Linked DNA regions of Homo sapiens: region 2 is linked to region 1. Evidence: chromatin contacts called from ENCODE Hi-C or POLR2A ChIA-PET data. All regions are on one chromosome and are shown on one strand. Each heading gives the region's core, a stretch centred on a gene start or an enhancer-like site at or near the end of the contact. The rest is flanking DNA. Distances are from core to core; before and after follow the strand shown.

Region 1 (3,119 bases), core at 431-2,930:
GTGCCACTGCACTCCAGCCTGGTCTCAATGAAAAAAAAAAAAAAAAAAAGTTTTTCTAGAATGTCTTTACTCTCTAATTAAAACAAAATTTTACAAAACCTGAATTATGGCCAGGCGCGGTAGCTCACGCCTGTAATCCCAGCACTTTGGGAGGCTGAGGCGGGTGAATCACGAGGTCAGGAGTTTGAGACCAGCCTGGCCAACATGGTGAAACCCCGACTCTACTAAAAATACAAAACTTAGCTGGGCGTGGTGGCAGGTGCCTGTAATCTCAGCGACTCAGGAGGCTGGAGCAGGAGAATCGCTTGAAACCAGGATGCAGAGGTTGCAATGAGCCGAGATTGCACCACTGCACTCCAGCCTGGGCGACAGTGCGAGACTAGGTCTAAAAAAATAAAAACTGAATTGTGGTAGAAAAAATCTTAAGAAAGCAAACCCCAGAGCCTCCAGGGCTTTAAAACCTTTTCAATCCTAAGAATCCCAACCCAATCCTTCCTGCTCTGATCATTTAGGCAGGCTTTCTTCAGTCACTGCACCCCATGGTGCACCCTCCAACCTTGGTCAGGGACTCACCTGCCTCCTGCTGGGGATGCAGGGAAGGAATGAGGGCCGAGTGGACAAAGTGCTGGCTCATAGCATAGCTGTTTCAGAGGTAGAACCACAGTGTGGAGGGCCTGTTGGGGCACAACAGGGCTGGGGGTCTGGCCAGGAAGCTGCCGGTGGAGGGGAGACCACAAGTTGTTTACTGGTGCTATGTCTGGGGTAGGAAGCCATGGAGCGAGTGGTCAGGAGTGGGGCTTTAGCCTGAGTGGTCAGGAGTTGGGCAGTCCTCTGCTTACCTCCTGATCCTGCAGCTTATGGGGCAAGCAGGATTGCTCTGAGCAATCTGTAATATGGGGATACATATACCTTCTCAGATGGCGCTCCTGCAGGGGATTGACTGTGGTGGGCATGCACAGCACCCCACAAGGGAAGCTGTCAGTCAGAGGCAGCTGTTAGTAAGACTCTATGAGCACGGGCCATTCACACCCCAAGGCCACATAGTTCCAAGGGGCTGATTCTAGAGTCTGGCCCAGGCGTCTGGCCTGGGAATCCAGCCCTGAAGGGAGTGAATGTGGAGCACAAAGGCCTCCCCACTCAGGGACCTCCAGGACCTCAGGCTGAGAGGGCTCAGGGACCCCAAGGGAGGAGCAGGGAGCTGGGCCAGCAGCCCTGTGCCCATTCCTGCCCATACCCTGCCCTCCAGCTAAGCTTCCAAGGGTAGGAGAAGTGATTGGAATAATGCAGGGTGCCCACTCCTAACCAGGGGAAGGAGGTGGCTTGAAGGGGCCTGTCCCCCAAGGGAGGGGCTCCATGGGCTCTGGGCAGCAGGAGCACAGGCAGAGTGGCCCTCTCAGAAATGCCTTCTCTGGCAGCTGAGGAATGTAGGCCCAGGACAGAGGAACAGAGGCTGGGAGGGAGGGGTGGCTGGCCCAGGGCTGAGCTTCAAAAGAGCAGGCAGCAGCTGCGGCTGGGAGGCCGCCCGCCTCAGGCAGCCGGGACACCATCAGAAATTCCACCCAGAGTGAGAAGGGCCCAGCCCAGACAGCAGATGGGATAATTTAGAGCCACTCACTGCTGGGCCAGCTGCACCCCCCCAACCACAGACTGCTCCCTCCACCCGGCCTCAGCCCCTGCTCCGCCTGTGTAGCAGCAGCGATCCCCTTGCACAGTCAGGGGCGCCCAGAGCCCAGCTGCCCAGGTCCCCTCTCCTGCCCATCCACATACCCACGTGCCCACACGTATACTCTGGAGCTGCCACGGTTAGGGAGGCAGGAGAAACCTCATGTTTTCACTTCCACATGGTGCATGTTGCCAGAGGTCAGAGAGCCCAGTGGCTGCAGCACTGGGATTCGAACCCAGATCGTGAGACTCCTGGCCAGTGCTCTCTCCTTGTATGGGCACATACAGCAGCACATGCCAGCACACAGCTCACATGCCTGCATGTGCTAACAGGCTCCCACTCACTGCCACACACACCAGCTCACTCAACCCCATTCACTTGCACAGTGCCACATGCTCCTCCCAGGCCCTCGCAGCCATAGGACACAGACAACACTTTAGGATTTTTTTTGAACCGTCCCACACAGCCCAGGCACTCAATGTACTACTCCCCTCTTCGCCCAACTCTGAAGCTATGTTTTTAAAATTACAGTCACTCTTCTATACACACTCGCTAGTGCGCACTGACAGCACCCTCAGCCCTCCCACAGCCCACCCTCCAAGCCACCCCCTTCATTAGGCTGATAGCAGGGCCAGATGAGGCCCTGGGATCCCTCTCTTCCCCCATCTGCACCCAGAATGGGTTTTACAGCATTGGTAAGGTCAGGCTGACCTGACTTGCAGCAAAACTGGCCAGAACCAGGAAGTGGCACACCCTGGCCAAGACACCAGCTTCCTGGTTCCCTGCAGGCCCAGCTCCTAGAAGGCAGTGCAGGGAAGGACCTCAGGCCAGCTGGGGCTGGTAGCCTCAGCCCCAAATCTAACAATCAGGGGAAGGGGGCAAGAGCTTTTAGGGGTCCCATAACCAGCTTCCTTTCGCCTCCCGAGGGCCTCAATCTCTACTTCTAGAAAATGGAGAGAAACAGTCCCTGTTTGGTCTGATCATTGAAATCTTCCAGGGATATAGGTGGGGGCTGGGGGAGCCGGTCAGGACCAGAGAAAGGCACCACTGTTCTAGGCACAAACCAGGATGAGCCCTCTGCAGAAACAGCCTGCTGCATCCTAGTCCCCCAGGGATGGAAGGGTCTGTACACTTTCTTTAGCTACAGAACCAGAACCCCTTTCTTCAAATGAAACCCTCAGCAGAAGTCCATTATGTAAAGGCATTAAACAGAAACCTGCCCTCATCCACCCCCAGCAATTATGCATCATCAGAGAAGCTGCCATTTACCAAGTGCTAGGCAAAGTACTTCTCGTGCATCACATCATTTAATCCTCGTGACAATGTAGTAGTGCAGGTTATTACCTTCCACCATCATCATCACCATTTTATAGATAGATACACTGAGTCGTGTGTGACCTAGAGGTTGTCCAGGACTGCGCCACATTGAAATTGCATGTACATGTCAAGTCTCCTG
Region 2 (3,119 bases), core at 434-2,933, 440 kb before region 1:
GGTGATGAGCACTACAGGCCTTATAACCTGATGATTTGGGGTTGAGCCATATCCCTAGAACTTCCTATGTGGTGAGAAGTCAACAGTATCACGGAACACTTGGTTTTGTGTCTCATTTCAGCCTAGTAGAGGGACAAAGCAAGAAGTTTAATGCCAACATCAGAAGAGCCACTTGAGCAGACACAAGCATTTGCCTGTGTACAGCATATACCTTGTGCCGGGCACGCTTTTCTATTACTTCATTTAACCTATCTATGCCTAGTGTTCCATTATCGGAACGCCAAGCTTGTGGGGAGTTATTTATATCCTACTGCTCAAGGTCATCACCAAGGTCTGATTTTTCACAAAAATTTGCAACCTCCGGCATAAATGGGTTAATTCTCAACACCATCCTCAGGATAGGTACTGTCATCATTCCCACTCTACAGGTGAGGGATTGGGCTATAGTAACTTGTTTGAGATCAAAAAGCCAGGAATTGGCAGAGCCAGGATCCAAACTGCCTGACCCCAGAGCTCATACCTTTATCTTTCTCATCAAAAACCACTGGTTGGATGAGTACCTCTCTGGGAAGAAAGGGCTGCATGACCCTGTGTGCTATTACCCACCTGTTGGCCGCCAAGGCTGATACCTGGCAGGAAGCCCTCATTCACAGGGCAGAAGGCTCAGTGAAATAAACAGGCACCCAAGGGCTAAGTGGAGAGGACTGGCTCGCTCCAGGAGCTCTGTGCAGATCTTGAGCACATTGGCTCAGTATGTTATTGAAATGATGGAGCTCGGGGCGGAGTGATGATTAATAGTGCCTTTGGCAGCCCCCAAAACCACCAGGAACTGTGGATAGTGAGAGGCCCACCATCCGGTGTCACCACAATGGTGCTGGTGTCCAATGAACGTGTGCTTCCATATACTGTTCTGAAGGGCAGTAGTGAGTGGTTCCAGCCCGCCTCATCTTCCCTGTAGCTGCTGAAGGTATGTCTGTCCTCCTTCCTTCCTTCTTTCCTCTCTCTCTCTTTTTCTTTTTCTCTTTCTTTTTTTTTTTTTTTTTGAGATGGATTCTCGCTCTGTCTCCAAGCTGGAGTGCAGTGGCACGATCTTGGCTCACTGCAACCTCCAACTCCCTGGTCCAGGCGATTCTCCTGCCTCAGCCTCCTAAGTAGCTGGGATTACAGGCACCCGCCACCACGCCTGGCAAATTTTTTGTATTTTTAGTAGAGATGGGTTTCACTATGTTGGCCAGCATGGTCTCGATCTCCTGACCTGGTGATCTACCCACCTCGGCCTCCCAAAGTGCTGGGATTGCAGGCGTGTGCCATGGCATGTGTTTTCAAGATCTCCTTTGACCCAGGTCTGTGGCTTTGGTCCTTTGCCATGGACTAGAGTTCTTCATAGGCAAGTAGTCCATGTGGCGCTTGAGCTCTTCACTAGATTAAAGCCAGTAGAGGTAACAGCGCAGCCCCTCTGGCTAGGGAAGAGGGGTGCCGCTAGCATCATTCCATCTGGGGCTTCACCTCATCTTTGCATACCAGCCCTGCCTGCTGCTGCTCCTGTCGCAGGCGTGGAAGACCTGGCTGGAACCCTATTCCTGCCATGACCTTGAGGCTGTTCAGTAACCTCTGAGAGCCTGATTTTCCCACCCACCTTATGAAGTTCTTACAGAGCGCCTAGCTCTCATTCAGGTGCGTGGGAGATGCTCAGTGACTTCGAGTTCCCTCCTCATGCCTCTTCATGTGGCTCTGGGGCTTGTATTAGAGCTTCCCTTTCTTTTAGAGTACAGCCAGCTGTCTATTGCAGCTTGTATATGAAACGGTCTCTCTCTGTGGTAACTTTGCACAAAAGATGGTTTTGTGGTCAGCCTCTGAATAATGCAGTGAAGCCCCTGCCCCCCAACTCACACACAGGGAGCTGTGGTCACAGTCGGACCACTTGGCAGCCATCATAAGACTTGAAATGGGGGGTTTGAAGCCATTGCTTGTGAATTAGCATGTTTTTCTCTCTTTTGCCTTTGTGAAAACCAACTTCCTGTGCAGCCGCTTGTGTTTTAAAACCCTGAAAAAGGGGGGCCAGCTCTCAGCCCTTGTCCACCGCTGGTTCCTAGGACCGTTATGAATTAAAGATTACAGCCGTTAAAAAGAGATCGTCTTTAAACAAGCGCAGTTCTCTCTCCTCATGCCCCCTGAGTGGAGAAGTTTTTGTGTATAGCGAGTCCAAAACAAACAGAGATGTTCTTGAGAGATGTGGGGAGCAGGGGCCGAGACAGCAGGAGAGCGAGGGCAGCAGAGGGACAGTGGGGGAGAGCCGGGGAACTGTAGTTTTGAATTGTTGGCCTCCTGTCTGCATGCTCAGAGAAGCAGGGCCGCGTGGAGTGCCCAGCGGAACCTGCTCATGCTGATTTGCTGCGTCACCTTGGGAAAACGTTGGCTTTGCTCCTCCGCAGCACGCACACAGGCACAGGCACACACACGTTCCCATCCCAGCTGGTGCCCGCGTGTGGGTGTTAGGCACAGACTCTTTGGACAAAGCTCTGGAGATGAATTGGGAAAGAAGTGTGGTAGAAACATCACCAGGAAGCTTTGTGTTACGGGCCTTGTCACTGCATGTGAAGATAGACCAGACGCCCCGCAGAGACAGCCCTCTTGAAACTCTCACCTAAAGGAGATGCTACCAAGGTGAGGGACCTCCGGGCAGCAGAACAAGAACATCGAACAACCACTACGGTTTAACAGGAGCAAGAAACGATCTTTCCGAACTTTCCTCTGTGGATGCAAAGATGTTGAAGAGCAGTTCCTGCCTTTGGCAGGGAACTCGGGGTGCACACGGGGAGACAGACAAGAAGGGATGAGTCCAGGGCACTTGTATGTCTGTACCTTCTCTTAGCCTCATAACATCTCTATGAGGGAGCGAAGAACATCACAGCTTTGGCCGGGCGCAGTGGCTCACGCCTATAATCCCAGCACTTTGGGAGGCCAAGGCGGGTGGATCACGAGATCAGGAGTTCAAGACCAGCCTGGCCAAGATGGTGAAACCCTGTCTCTACTATTAGTGGGGCGTGGTGGCAGGCACCTGTAATCCCAGCTACTCAGGAGGCGGAGGCAGAGAATTGCTTGAACCTGGGAGGCAGAAG

Evidence for each region. A loop is a pair of places that touch in the nucleus more often than their neighbours do. ChIA-PET counts read pairs that join two places held with the same protein, here RNA polymerase II (POLR2A). Pooled maps may share reads with other maps.
Region 2: a loop to region 1 is called in a map with no recorded cell type, with 4 times the contacts of the local background. The contact joins two enhancer-like sites. A Hi-C loop is called at or near these places in 4 of 37 single-sample maps with no recorded cell type and 3 of 50 pooled maps. POLR2A ChIA-PET finds 5 or more read pairs at or near these places in 1 of 52 experiments (OCI-LY7).

Annotation. Positions count from the first base shown.
Region 1 is chr17:57,897,625-57,900,743 of GRCh38, forward strand. All of the region lies in intron 1 of CUEDC1 (CUE domain containing 1), which reads right to left. Among named protein-coding and RNA genes, the nearest start is that of CUEDC1-AS1, 13 kb to the right of the region's middle. RefSeq lists a silencer at 1,344-1,638 and enhancers at 1,570-2,241, 2,242-2,912. Within about 2 kb of position 1,681, at least 23 of the 41 ENCODE cell types and tissues checked have a DNase peak (open chromatin) inside an H3K27ac peak, as active enhancers do.
Region 2 is chr17:57,453,413-57,456,531 of GRCh38, forward strand. All of the region lies in intron 6 of MSI2 (musashi RNA binding protein 2), which reads left to right. Among named protein-coding and RNA genes, the nearest start is that of MSI2-AS1, 150 kb to the right of the region's middle. RefSeq lists an enhancer at 2,023-2,142. Within about 2 kb of position 1,684, at least 11 of the 41 ENCODE cell types and tissues checked have a DNase peak (open chromatin) inside an H3K27ac peak, as active enhancers do.